2 separate regions of the Homo sapiens genome follow, and region 2 is linked to region 1. Evidence: chromatin loops called from intact Hi-C (ENCODE). Cell type or tissue: Caco-2. All regions are shown on one strand.

Region 1 (8,000 bases):
AGTCAAACCATTGTAAGATGGAAATTGTCTGTATTTAATTTTAGTTATTAATGTTGTGGAGTTTTTGTTTATTAAAATGTATGTTGCATGCAGAATTAAATTTGACTTGAGGCTGCCTTCATACGTACAGTTTTTATGTAACAAACTGCAGACTAACTTAATACATAAACAAACCAAAACCTGATTTAAGTCTCCAAAAAACAGCCGAGCTTCAGCTAATCACAAACAGGCAGGGTTCAGCCAATCACAGGCAGCCAGTTCATCACACCATGACCAATTAAGGGAAATGCCTCATTACAAGATGCCCAAATAAGGCAAATACATCGCTTTAGCCAAAGCAGCTGTGATAAGAAAATATTGCCATTGATTATTTTTGACAAATACTCTGGGGATAGGCTTTTTCCATGGAGCTGGATTTCATTTAGTCTGACAACAACAATAACCTGGGAATGGGCATTTCTATAGAGCTATCAGACAGATTCTAAGTGACAATGCTATGGAATAGGATTTTTTGAAAAGTCCCAAATCCAGTCTGCTTTCTCCAGAGCATGCAAGGCAGCTGGATTTCTTTTCTTTACTCTTTTTCTTTTTCTTTTTTTTTTTTTTTGAGAAAGAGTCACACTCTGTTGCCCAGGCTGGAGTGCAGTGGCACAATGTTGGCTCGCTACAACCTCTGCTTCCTAGGTTCAAGCGATCCTCCTGCCTCAGCCTCCCTAATAGCTGGGACTACAGGTGTGCGCCACCATGCCTGGCTAATTTTTGTATTTTTAGTAGAGATGGTGTTTCACCATGTTGGCCAGGCTGGTCTCGATCTCCTGACCCCACATGACCTTCCTGCCTCAGCCTCCTGAAGTGCTGGGATTACAGGTGTGAGCCACTGCACCAGTCAAGCTGCTGGATTTTGAAGCTACCATAGAGTTGTAGAGAAGGTAATGGTAGTAGGCCAAGTTTAATGGACACAAACCACGCTGCTCCAAATTCAGTCATTTTTCTACAATAAACACTCTTAGGTTGTTGGAAGCCTTTGGTTAGTTTTTATAATCCTGAAAACATCAATTTTAACACTTTTTGCTAGCGTTTTTCTTATTTTTTTTTTGAGGAATGTCCTCCCTTTGCCACTCTAGAAGAAGTCTTGCTAGATTGCCTCATGCTTACAATAGTTTTCTGTAAGAAATGTATCATTTAGCATACGTATTTCTATGTAATCTGCTTTATTTATTTCTGAAAAGCTTCTAACAATTAATATTCCCACGATAAGGATATCAGAGTGTTATTAGGGGAACAGGAACATGGCTGACACCATTAAAAATGTCCAAAACAAGTAGATTGAAATCGTAATTTTTAGAGTTCATGAACTATTATTTTTTTCATATAGCTAAAGCATGAATAGGTACATAGTATTTTTATTATCTATCTGGATCTGATGTTAACTTCCTGTGTAATTCTGAGAGTCTATTAATAGTTCCTATATATTTGTTGCTTTAGTTATAAAATGAGAATTGAATTAATAGCTTCACTCATGATTTATTATATGAATAAATAAAAGTTATTTAATACTTTGCATGTATTGAGTACATAAAAACTAGAGTTTTTGCTACAGGGGTGAAATCAGGCTCCTTATAACCATTAAATGAATAGATTGAGAGGAATGCATAGTTTTATCTTTTGTGTATATCTGTGACCCCCTACCTATGGCACTGCTTAGAGTCCTTTTTTTTTTAATGTGAAGCTTTTACCTCCCCAAGTGTTTTGAAACAGAATTCCTTGAGTCCATTTTGAGAAATATTTGATGGCAATGCATGAAGTAACTTGCTTTTTTCAACATATTGTAATCAGTCACTTATTTTTAGAGCTGAATGTTAATGAGTCATTTCATGTTCTTAATTAAAAATGTTTCAGAATGGCATTGAAACATAGAACAAATGAACAAATTAAGTCCATTCTGCATGATAGTTCATTTACCCTTTTAAATAATAATATATTTTTAAATGTTGAAACCAAGCACTAAGATTAATATTATAATACAGCAAGCTAAACTTAGTACTTAAATGCTTTTTTATGACAAAGTCACTTTAGGGTCATACTCTTCTATCTAATATCCTTTTTAAAATATTCTGGATAAATAGATCTCAATTATCACAGTGAATCACCTAGCTAATCACTGTTCTCATTCTCATTCTACTCAGCCTATGGCACTAAGAAACTTTATTTCTTTATTACTATTTATTATTTGTTTAGCATTAAGTTTACCCAATTTGTATTTCGTAATCATTCTGTCTCATTCACCAATATAGTTTCATTTTATACTTGCTATTGTTTTTTCTTTTACATATGTTATTATTCTCTAAAATTCCATGCACTTCTATGATGTTTATTATTCAAGAATATGCTCTTTAAAAATAAATTAAGGTTGTTAATGAAAAGACAGAATACATACCAGAATCCAGTGATAAGGAATATCAGAAGCATCTAGACCTAAATAAAATAGTTCCCTTGCAGGAAGTTTAATACTAAGTCCTGAATAAAGACCTCGGAATTTTATATACTACGGAAATTTCCAAGAAGGAACCTAAGTAGTTAATAATCAATTTCCAGTGTTGCAATTTTATTTCATTATTCCTGACTGAAATTATGAATGTATTTTAAATATATACTTTCAGACAATATCTGTTTTCATTTAGATAAAAGATTCCTATTTGATTTTTAAAGAATTACAATTAATTTCACTTAATAATATATACTGAGATTACAATTAAATAAAAAACAATATCTGATTATTGAATATATTTTCTCAAATTTATAGCTTTGTTATACAATATTTTTCTTGGGAAAAAATATGTAATTTTATAAAGAAAATAAAACTCATGCTTTTATGAAGGGCAAAACCATATAATGTCAATCATGTAAAATTTTACCAAGACATATTTTCTGTTTTTGTTGCAGAAATTGATAAGCTGATTATAAAACATATTTGGAAATGCAAAGAATGTAGAACTAAAATATTTCAGTTTAAAAATCATGTGTTCCTTTTTAGTGTAGCTTAGGTAGTCTTTATTTCCTATGCTGTTTCTTAATTTTTTTTAAAGATATGTCATTTAAAATTAAGATAGTGGTAATTTGCTTCACAGGCTTTTAGCACTGATAACCCTATATTAGGAGTTAAAAGGATGTTTTGTAAGGGTATAAACATTCAAAATTTTGATGTATATTGGAGATCAAAAGTGCCATTTAGGTGAACATTGGATGTATTTATCTTTAAATAAACAATTTTATTTATTAGATGGGAGATTAAAAAATGTTGAGTCAAATTGCTCATATTAAGTTCCAGATTGTTTTAATACTTATACTTTTTTGCCACTTTCACATATTAGTCTGACTTTATATTTAAATAGAGTATGCTACCTTATGTAATTAGCAATGGAAATTATTTCAGCTATCTTCATGAAAACTTTGTTTTTTCTAAATATTACTTTTTTAAACAGGAAAATAATAAATGTTTACAACTAAAATATACCATTCATTTTCATTAAAAAATTTAAAAATGTTCTCTGTAGCAATGAATGAAATTCTCTTAGCTAAAGATCATGCTTGACCTGAAAGAAGACTGTTGGGTTAATGCCTCACCATTACTAGTCACTATTTAGTGGTGATGACGATTTTTTATTTAGAAATAGTAACGCCTTTTATGATTGATGTATCTTATTTCTTCATAAGCACCATTCTAGCAAAGAGAAACAGCTGATAAAAATACAAAAAATAAGTGAAAGTAATTACATGTGTTGCACATTTTTAGGAAACAATTTATTGGGGAAATAGAACACACTGAATTGCCACTTTCAGGTTTACCTAAATTTTTGCACTTAACCTATATTTTTCTACTATGAGCAAGGAGTTTATTTAAAAACAAATACACATTTTTTTATTTGAAGACCCAGAAAAAAGATGTTTGATAAATCAATAATGTGATTTTCAAAGAAAGAACCATTTTATATTTATTAGTAGTGAATGCATTTTTTTTTTACATAGATTAGAACTTTTGAAGGTAAACCAGATAATCTATCTATCTTATTGAAGGATTTTTTCCCCCTGTCAGTTCCATGGCCTATTTATGCCTGTTAAGCACTTAGAACAATAAAATTGTCTTTCATGAAATGGGAAAAAAGGCAAAACGCTCTATAGTTTTACAATGAGGTTACTATTTGAAAATTTTAAACATTACTAGTTTTTCTCTTTAAAAATTTTTACTTTTTCTTTTCGTGTAGAGAAGGGAGGAATTATTGGAAAGAATGCTTTTTATTTCTTTATTTTAATTTTGAGGGAGGTTCAGCTGTGTCACAAGTAATACAAAATATGCCAAATTTAGTAATAAAAACTACCATGTGAGGGTTATTTCTACCAGAATCTCAAGAAGACATGAAATGCTCTCATCTTGAAGTTGAAGGTACATGGCAAACTCATGAATGCCTTTGGTTATTCTGTAGGGGGCAGCAAAATCTAAACAAAATAAGTTTTGAAGGACTACTGACAGGAACCATTTAGCAGCTGGTCTGTTCTATGAGCAGAGGGGTGGAATATACCTGAAATGCTTCAAAATTATCATCATGGCTAATTAAAATTCTTTACGTTCACAACAGGGGTTGCTTGTATTCCCCTTTATCTAATCTCTTCCTTTATATACACAACTACTGAAGCTGAACAAAACCAGTGAGATAAAATTAACACACAAATTGTTTTTCCTCCCTTTGGGCAGGAAAAATCCTGTTTACAAGGAAAATGATATTATACATAAATATTTATGAAAAACAGAATCAAACAAAATAATTGTGTTTTTGTGTAAACTAGCAAAAATAACACGAGGTAGAATATTTGATACATTTATTAACTGTTCCACAGTGTCCAAAAATAAAATTTATTTAGAACATAGAACCATTTGCTATCAATAAATAATTTTAGGTTGTGCCAATTAAGAGAAACTAAAGACTTAATTAACCAATAAATTTACTCATGTTTCCTGTCCATCTTATAATGCTTTCATTTTAGTATGTTGTCAAAAGATTATCTCTTCATTTCCTTCCCCCTCACAAAAGTTTTGTTAGGAAAGAATTAAGAAAGCAAAAAGATACATTATCTTCATTAGGTTTCTAGGGGGGAAATTTAATCTAGTCAGAAGTATAAGTGGAATCACTTGAAGGACAACATTTTTCATTAAATGGGACATCTACATCAACCTATAAAATCACGTGATTTCAAGACTGCAGTATTCATTTTCTTTCAGAATTAAATCTCCAGGCTTTGTAAAAAAAAACTTAATAAAACACTTCTTATCTCATGTTCTTTGGCTTTATATTTTACTTATTGATTTTTCAAACAAATAATGTGTGTTAACCTCAGACATTGATCATGATATTTTTTAGGTATATATAAAATCTGTAACTGGCAAATTAAAGAAATACAATAATTTATGACATGGAGGATGTATCACTAAGGTATTTAAATATAAGTGAAATGAGATATTATTAAATTGGCAAAATGTCAAATAATATTGAATAAACAAACAAAATTTCACTTTTTTCTTCTATTTAGAAAGCTTATATACATGTCTTAGTTTCTCTAAACTTTCAACATTAATTTTATTTCTTTTCTATTTGTGACTGCTTATTCAGTTTCTTCTCAGAACATTCTATGAGAAACTGTATGCAGTATTGACAGTGTAATTAAATCCAAGTGTTTATTTTTTTTCTCCAATACTATTAGGTTGGTTGAAAAGTAACCATGGTTTTTGCCATTACTTTTAATGTCAAATGGCATTTTAATGTATAAAATCTATAAATGGCAAATTAAAGAAACACAATAATTTGTGACATGTGGGGGATGTATCATTAAGGAGTTAAAATAAAAATGAAATGAGATATTAAATTGGCAAAATATCAAATAATATGAAATGAACAATCAACATTTATCAACATGCTTTCAGCTCCAGAGTTTGGATAGACACACACTATCCAATCTCTAGAATTGAAGACATGTAGATAAATTGTAATGAAATTATTTCAAGGAAACACTCTCTCTGGCTATCTGACCTTGCTGTTCTAACTTGGGTATCCAGCAGATTTGTATACTGAGAGATACATACATCAATTTGAAATTACATTCTTTCTGTGTTCTTGTTCTTAAAAGTATACTTTCTTTAATAAAATGTTTAGAACATAAATGTGCATGAATGTGTGTGTGTGTGCATGTGTGTGTGTGTGTGTATGTGTGTTTGGTTTTTGAATCCATTCTTACAAATATGTTGGTCTCCAATTGCTTTAAAACAACTACACCAAACTGCATCTTCTCAAAATCATGATATTAGGAGTGTAAAAATATACAACTCATGATAAGGGAAGTTTGCACCAACCTAACATAAGAAAGTGAAATATTACAAGATGGATACTATTATTAAAGAAGATTAATTCATGTTATTTCTGTCTTATACTACTGAAGACATTGTTTAAATCCAATTTCAATTTGCATTCTTAATTCATCAACATTTCAATATGATTTATTAATATTCTTAATTGTCTTTTTCTCAACTGGATAGAACAAGCTGTGGGTAATGTACAGACTGCATCAAGAGAGCTTTAATTTACTCAGAAAATTTTGTGCACTGTTTTGTAAAAATTATATTTTACAGGAAGGAAAATCTTCCATCATTTAAAAATCAGGATTTTTCCAGATTATACTTATATATTTTAATGTACAAGAATAAATGTAATGGGCCTAAAAGAGTAAGACTCTCTGGTACATTTTTAAAAAGGGCTGAACATAGAATCAGAGCTCTGTTAAATTATGAACAATTAATTTACCTTTTAAAATATTTATATTTCTTCAATTTCTAAAATTACATGTCTTATTTTATTTTGTTTTATTGTAAGCCTACTTTTTAAAATCCATTGACTTATCTACATCAGCAATTTATCAAACATATTTTTCTTGCAGTCTGCTAGTTCAACCATCATAAGCTGCTTGCTAATTGTGATAATGTTTCATTGGACTCTTGTAAAAATAAGAAAAATAAAATCACTGTACAAACTTTTCCATAAAGCCAAATGCCATATGTCTTTTACTACCTAAACACTCACTATCCAATCTCTGGAGCTGAAAACATGTCGATAAATTGTGATGGAATCATTTCAAGGAAACACTCTCTCTGGCTATCTGAACTTGCTGTTTCAACTTGGGAATCCAGCAGATTTTTATACTGAGAGATACATGCATCAATTTGAAATTACATTTTTTCTATGTTCTTGTTCTTAAAAGTATACTTTCTTTAATAAAATGGAAAACAAATGTGCATGAATGTGTGTGTGTGTGTGTGTGTGTGTGTGTGTGTGGTTTTTGAATCCATACTTGCAACTATGTTCGTCTCCAATTGCCTTAAAACAACTACAACAAACTGCATCTTCTCAAAATCATGGTATCAGGAATGTAAAAATATACAATTCATGATAATGGAACTTATCAGAACAAAATTTTCATGGAACTACTCTAGTACCTATTTCCCCAACTCCTGGGATAATACTTGTTAAAATAATATATATTCCTTCTTTTCCCTTGTCCCTCAAGCTTCCCAAAAAGTATACAATAATTTCTATGGTAGATTGAGTACTGTTTATTTTCATGTTCCATTATTTCTGAAATAAAGACTCATACTTTCAAACTTCCAGACTGTTATCATTTTTGCTTCAAAGCACTTAAGAACCAATTTTTCAGAATGTAATGAAATTGTTGATATTTTCACGTAACAGTCTCAAGTAATGGCTTAGATAATTCTGAGACTCACATTCAGATAAAGCATACTCTTTAGAATATCTAACAAATACTCAACAATTTTCCATTTGTTTATGAAAATGCTACTAAAGCACCCTTTCATGGACATGAATTATGAGTCATTTTCTAGTGGTAGCTGGTAATGATGTGCTGTATTTCATTAAACAGTCTGCATCCTTTCATTTTAT
Region 2 (8,000 bases), 420 kb after region 1:
CCAAATTCAATACTATACAATTTATGATTACCTATTTTAGTGTTAGAGGAAAAATGGAATTAGCAAATTGCATTTGTTGTCTTTTGCTATAGTGCAAATCAAAATAAGATTATTTTACAGTACACTATTTTTACATTCCATAAGGAAAATAAATTTTGTTTGCCATATCCCTGTTACAAATCTCTTTTGATTTAAAAAATTAAGCCTGCTTTCAGATTAATGTTTCTATTAAAAACAAAATGTGTCCCTTGGATGTGCTTCAATTAGATAATGTAGATTTGATTGAATTTTGCCACAGAAGATCATTTTTCTTTCCACAGAAGATAATAAATACATCTACAACCCTTATCTCCTCCGAGTCATAAAGCTTGGCAGCAGCTGTTGGTCAAATCTCCTTCTGTTTACCCTCCTCCTCTCCACTGCAGAGTAAGTTAATCATATAATCTCAGTAAGCCTTGTGCTTTCATGGTGATAATTAACAGTAATATTTATATGATACTTATTCTGAGTCTAGTACTAAGATCTTTACACATATTAACCAATTTATTCTTGTAACAATCCTAGGCTTAAGTCAATATTATTATCAGAGATGCTGAGTGACCTGCCCAAGTTTACCCAGTTAGTAAGCAATGATACAGGTTTCCAACCCAGCCTAATTGGCTCCAGTCACTGCATTCTTAGCCTCTACACCATGCTGTCTCCCTTGCCTGGTGGAAGGAAAGTAGTGCATGTAACAAATGAATTTTATTTGTCATTAACTTGATATACAGTTATGGAATAGCGGAATAATCCTTTTGACTAAACTCTGCTTTTATTGTTGGGCACACTTAATCATATGGCTTTTAGAGTAAAATTAGGTAAGCTTAACCTGGAGCAGAAGTCATGACTGATTTAGATAAAACTCTAAAATTATTTTCTGTTTAGGCCACTCTTTCATTTTTCACTACTTCTCTGAACATCTTACTGTTGGGGTTCAGCCTGTCCATTCCTGATACTTAGGGTCCCATGTGGTTAAACATGGTTAAGTTTTTACTTTTCTAGTCTAAGATTTGGCAACCTAACTACAAACAACAATTTATTACTTTATAAACACTCATAGGATAGGAATCTGTAAGTGAAATAAATGTGTGAATTAATTAACTAATTAAATGATTTGCTCACCTTAGAGTAAAACCAATTAGCAGATTATTAGTCATCTTAAAAACAAGTGAAATATTTCCTTAAAATGTGTTTATAATCCAATTTATCTGCCCCCTTTCTGCCATTTTATATAAAATGGAGAAAGAGCTTACCAGAATTTATTCCCACTGGATTGATAACTAGGCAAGCTTGGAATAAAGTTCATTGTTAGACATTATTTTGTTCACTCTTTTAAAAAAGGGCTTTATTAAGAAAGACCTTAATAAAATGCCAATATTTATAGTATATAATTTGATAAATATACATACATATGCATCCCATGAAATGACCCCCCAGTCAAAATTACGCAGTTTTTTTAGACAGCTTATAAAATTTTTAGTGGATGCTTATCTCAATTATATATCCCATTGGACAGCACAGTAAAATCTTCTATAGTTAGGCAGCATACATTTATTCTTACTCCTAATTACTTGCCTCTAAACCAGTTCCTATCTGTGCCAGATATGTGTGTGTGTGCATGTATGTGTATGTGTGCACATGTGTGTGTACAAATGGAGTAAGGCTAATAGCACATACATGTATATTATAATTCAAAAGTTTTGTTAAACATGGTATCTTTCCCTGGAAAGGATATTTTTGTCACCTAATATTACATTTGTTTGTGATCTACAGTCATCTATTTTATTCTATTCTATTTTTCATTTGCTCATCTGATATATATAGAGAGATTCCAATATCAGTAAAAATTCTGACCCATTTTGGAATGTTTTAGTGTTTGGATTCTGAATAAAATTGTCCATGTCCACTGAAAGCCAATCAGGATAAGTTTAACACTTCCGTACTCAACAAAAACTCTTTCAAAAAATAATGTTTATGCCATTATATTCTACCCATTTATTTATATTAAACCATCATTTACATACAGGAAATTTTCCCCCACAATGAAAACTGAACAAAATTGTTACCGAATTTGATTAATTTTAATGTAAGTGAGACAATTCCGTGAATGCAACTTTTGTAGTTTTCATGTCATAAACAATAAATAAAAGACATAATGAATACATTTTAAAAAATAGAGTAGAGAATCTAACATGTCTTTTATTTATTACTCCAATGGCAAACTTTAAATGTATAAAATATTCCCTGAAGGGTGGATAAATTTAATGTGATTAAATTCTAAGAGGAAAATCTAAATATATATATATATATTTTATAAAGAAGTTGGCACACCATAGAAAATTTCCAAATGCATTCAATGTGGATATAATTTTCAAAACATTCTATTTATTTATCTGTGTTCTGCTTAAACTGTTTCCTATCTATTTTTTTGCTGGTCTCCTGATTGTTATTGCCAACACACAAATATAAACAGGAGTTTTAATTCTTGCTGGTTCTTCTGTGTGTTTCTTTTTCTCAGCCTATTATCCTAATCCTTTCTTTGTAACTTTATTATTATTATTTTCAAAAGCCAGTTGTGATGGGAGACGTAGCATTTTCGATTCAGGTGGGGAAAAGATTAACTGGAATACAAAGAAAGCTTTCATGTGGATAATCTGAGAGAGAGGGAGTACGGGAAGAGAAAACAAAGATAGGTCATCTAAATGTGATTGTGACAGTCATGTTTAACGTTATCCTGATTACCACAGTGCATTTCAACCAGAGCAAAGATTTTTATTTGTTCAACACATTTATGATAAATAGCTTTGAGAAAGTTTGTTTATTTAAGCTAGTCCCTAAAAGTTTTGTTTCATTTAAATATACTAGAGAAATGAAGGAGAATTAAATTTGGGAAAAATTACATAGGTCTATTATTAAAGCATATTTGAGCATAAACTGAGTTTGAATTAAATAAATAAGAGCTTTATATTCAATATGGAAAGAAACTCCAGAGAATTTCCTTAGGTTTTAGGATGTCAAGCAACAGTGAACTCTGATTGAAGAAAACTGACTAGATAAAAATATTTTTAAATGAGCATCTTTATAACTTTATGAGTAAATAGGTATTATTCTCATTGTATCAGTGTGCTCTGCATTAATAGCAGGTGACTTGAAGTGATGAGATAAAATTGCAAAAAGTATTATAGTAAGTTATAAATATAATAGAAGAGGTGTACAAAGAGGTTTAAATGAATGTGGATCACTAATACAGAGAAGGGACATTGTTGCCCTCTTCCTTAGAATGAGGTTATGACAACAGCAGCAGCAACAATGATAATCAAAATAAAAATACTAATTAATATTTATGAATCACATTCTATGTATCAGAAATATTCCTGTTTTATTTGTGTTGATTCTGTTTTGAAACCTCACAATAATCTATGAAGTATTATTATCTTTAACCCATTTTAAAGATGAAAAAACACAGGCTAGTGATGTTACCTAACTTACTTAAGATCTTGACAGCTGGGATATATTGGAGCTGACTTTGAGCCTAGGAAGTTTGGGGCAAAGTCTCACTCTAACAAAATACATAAGTTTTTATACCTTAGTTTCACAAGTCCTTTATGAGGTCTCTTTGCCTTTGTATTGGACAGAATTTACTTCCTTAATGTTTTCACATGAGTAAATCCTCCTTTCTCTTCCTCATATTCATAATATTTGCATAATTCGACATACATCTCTAGTGGCTTTTTTTTTTTTTTTAGACGGAGTCTCGCTCTGTCATCCAGGCTGGAGTGCAGTGGAGCGATTTCGCTCACTGCAAGCTCCGCCTCCCGGGTTCACGCCATTCTCCTGCCTCAGCCTCCCGAGTAGCTGGGACTACAGACGCCCGCCACCACGCCCGGCTAATTTTTTGTATTTTTAGTAGAGACGGGGTTTCACCGTGTTAGCCAGGATGGTCTGGAGCTCTTGACCTCGTTATCCGCCCGCCTAGGCCTCCCTCTAGTGGCTTTAATGTATTGTGTCTTAGTGCCTTTCAATGCAAGCTCGTGTATAGTCTACTAAGTCCATTCTGCTACTTCAGACTCCTATCTCAATACTTTCCTCTAAACTCATGACCCTCTAATTATTCTGGATGACTCCATGTTCCAAAAAATAGACACATATGACGATCCATCACTCAAAACATTGATTTACAATATTCTTTCAATCTGTCATGTTTATTTCACTTTTCTGTTTATCAAATAAAACCCACTATTTAACTTAGCACAATTGTCTATCTCCTGTATTATTTTTTAATTACATTTGCTCGATTTAGTAGTTCCATTTCCTGTTCTAACTTACCGCCTTACCTTTATCCTTATTATAGTACTTTTTTCTGTTTTGTTAATCATAATTTCATGTTTGTTTAAGTTCAAAAGGAATAAAATATTTTTGGAGTCTTTAACTTTAAAGCCATGGAACAAAGATTAAAAAAAAACAACTATCAGACCCTAAATTGTACCCTAAGTTGGGGTCTCTTCAGAAACCCTCACTCACTGCCTAGGAATGTGGGAAATGGACGACAAGAATATATTGTCCTCCCGTTCCACCCAACTCACAGTATTTTCTCAGAAATGTGCTAGAATGGCCTAGTTCTACCTATTACGGTGACAAAAGATAAATGAAAATTTTCCAAAGCCAGATGGAATTGTGCTCTGATAGGGTAACTCTAGAGCTGACACTGGTATCTCAGGGTTACTAGTCTGAATTAAGTCAGAAATGCCACGAAATTTAGGGGCTGGGGAAGCTGCATCATGATGTTGCAAAAATATATCCTCTCACTTTATATATTTAGTGCTTTTTTAATGAGAGTGCACCAGGACTTTGTAGAACTTAAATAAAAATTGCAAAATGTATGTTAACAATAAAATATATGAAAAGGTCAAAATATACTTAAAAAGAAAATAGAAAATTGATACCATTGAATATAAAAACTGGACATATAACTTTGTTCAGGAAACAAATAGATCAGAGGAAGTAAATAGAAAATACAGAAAATGACTCATGGATACATAAAGGCATAAACAATGATTCAGGTCACATTTCTAGTTATAGTCAGTGCTTACACAACACGTGCTTTTACAAAAAGGCCTTCATTCCTATGCAATTGACATATTACAGAACAATTTGAGTATAATGCAAATTTCCTGATTGCTTATGTGCTATTTCTTTCCAGAGAAGCATTAAATGAATGCAGCAAACTGCACCACACAGAACAGTCTCATAGAAATACAGAAAACATATTCACGCATTTCAATTTTTAGATACCTTAGTTCATGTGTGCTATGAGCCACACCCATCCACATTAAATATTAGAACTTTCCATATGATTCCAGAGACACCCCTCCCATCACTTCACAATAACACATAAGCTGCAATCATTCCTACACTCACCTCCAGAAAATTCAACTCTTTTCTAAGTAATGTATCGTATCAATTGTAGAATTCATGTTTGTGAACCATTTAACATGGATAAAACTATGCCACTGTGTTTCATTGTGTTCCTACATTTTTGTTTTCTCTGTGTCGCTAATTAGGTTTTTTAGTATATTTCTTTCAACCCCATTTTTCTAATAAGACCCATGACTTTTATTGGGCCATTTTTGCATAGCATAATGATTTTTAGAAATGCATACGTTGCATTATAGCAGAACTGACTGACATGGTTCAGGAAATTGGTCATTGTTTCCAAAAAGTTAGATGTCTAAATAATGCTGTAGGTACGGCTATTTGAGGGGAATAAGCATAATTAAAGTATTAAATAAAAAAAAAACATGAAAAGTAAAAAAAATAGACAAAATAAAACAAAAACAATCAGATGATATGACAATACTTGTTAACTCTGAGGTAGGAAAACAAAACTAACAAAAAGCAGACACACATGTGAATACACGTATACACACACACACAAACACAAATTACTTCCTAAGAACGACACAAAACTCAGAAAGTGTAAAAGTAAAGACTGACAAAATTAACAACCTAAAAATTAAATTCTTACATATGGCACACTGCTCCATAACTTAAATTATAATACAAGAGATAAGCTGAAATGAATTAATTATAATAAATGATTAATGTGATGTAAAATCATTCAATTTTAAGTCGAGCAAAGGTTGAAATGGTTATATCCCCAAAATGAATATAAATAGTTAATAAACACATGATAAAGTGTTTATATTAATAGAAGACAGAAATGGAAATCTCTGTACATTAGTAATCAGGCCCAAAACAAATTAAGCAATACAATGTTTTTTTAAACCATCAAATGAACAAATATTAAATGATTTTTTATTAACTACTTTTATAAATGTCCAGGGATATGGGAACTCTGTAAATCATTAGCTTAACTACTATTTTTAACCAATTTTAGGTAGAAATTTGTTAGTGACAAAGAAATTCTGTAATTATGAATTTATCATATAGATGTAGCATATGTGCATAAATACATAGACACAAGGTTTATCTTTCATCGTTGCTTATAATGGCAACAGTTGTAGAAGGGGGTGTTTCATTAGATTAGTCTATATCCATACTCTGGAATACTATGTTTAGAAATACAATGAATTAAATCTGTGTGTACTGATAATAGAAACCCCTCCAAAATGTATTTATTATTAAAGGGAAACAAAACATATGAAATTCAAATAGTGACACCTGATTTTTTGGGACAAAACTAAAACAAATAAACATTGTTTATGTATACCTAGTGTGGCAGGTAGAATGATGGTTCCCCAAAGATGCTCATGACTTAATCCCTGGAATCTGTTATTATATTATTTTACATAGTAAACAAGAATTAAGGCCATAGACACAATTGAGATTGCTAATTAAATAAATCTGAAATCTAGGAATTATTCTAGATAATCCTGTGTGCCTAATCTAGTCACTGGAATCCTTAAAAGTGGAAGAATGGTCTTTCTCTGTTTTTGTTTGTTTAACTGGAGAAGATGGTTGTGTGAGAAAAATTAGACCCACTAATTCTGGGTTCGAAGATAGAAGAAGGGGGCCATGAGTCACGATATGCAAGCAGATGCCAGAAGGTGAAAAAGGCAAGAAAACAGATTATCCCCTGTACTCTCCAGAACAGAATCAGCCCTGCTGACATATTTATTTTAGCCAGTGAGACCCATGTCTGAACTCTGATGTACAGGACTGTAAGATAGTAAATATGTTGCTTCAGCCACCAAGGTTGTGGTAGTTTGTTTTAACAACAATGCTTCTGAAAACAGACAATTGCCCAAAACAATATACCAAAAGGACTGTTAATTGTTGTGTTCTATGGGAGTTGAAATAATACTGGGAGAAGTATTAAGGGGACTGCCACTTATTTATTACTTGCAAAACAAAGATAATAATAAGTAAGAAAAGAAATAGAAAACATTATAATTTGATATCAAATGAACGAATAGAGTTATTAACATAACTAATGTGTACTTGAAAATAGAATGATATAATATGAAGTAAATATTGCGCTTGTTCATACAAGAATTTTCCTAGCAGCTTAGTGTTTTTGGCCATTAAGAAACAATAGGTGAAGGCAACAAATTGAAGAGGAATATAGCAACAGTCTTAATGTCCTCATTGTTATTCCTATTGTCTTGTAAAACCACCTGATTTTGAAATATTTATTACATGATGCTTTCTTGACTTTGTGAATTCTTTTCCCATCTAGCAACTTACAATATATGTATTTCTTTTTCTTATTCCAATAATAACCTTGAACATACTGAATGAACCCATATTTCTTATTTCATCAACTTCATAATCAAGTACTTATTCTTGCAATGAAACATGAGAAAATACAGTTAATTCCTACCTCTCTCACACACCCTAAGACAATTTTGATTTTGCTGACACGTTCTGGGATCCTCAGGAGACTAGAGCCTTGTCTTTTTCATCCTTTTAACTTTTTATTTTATTTTATTTTTTTTTTT

The links. Hi-C counts contacts between places; a loop is a spot of excess contacts. Peaks named below come from ENCODE experiments on the same cell type or tissue, not always from the same donor. Only the 100,000 strongest peaks of a DNase experiment are listed, where the experiment ranks them.
Region 2: a loop joins it to region 1, with 26 times the contacts of the local background. A loop is called at or near these places in 14 of 110 quality-filtered maps.

What each region holds. Positions count from the first base shown.
Region 1 is chr6:103,269,730-103,277,729 of GRCh38, reverse strand. No RefSeq gene overlaps it. Among named protein-coding and RNA genes, the nearest start is that of HACE1, 1.6 Mb to the left of the region's middle. In Caco-2, a CTCF peak has its summit at 4,463 (motif pointing right); no DNase peak of the experiment used is centred here.
Region 2 is chr6:102,846,106-102,854,105 of GRCh38, reverse strand. No RefSeq gene overlaps it. Among named protein-coding and RNA genes, the nearest start is that of GRIK2, 1.5 Mb to the right of the region's middle. In Caco-2, no CTCF peak of the experiment used is centred here; DNase peaks (open chromatin) are centred at 385, 655 and 4,005.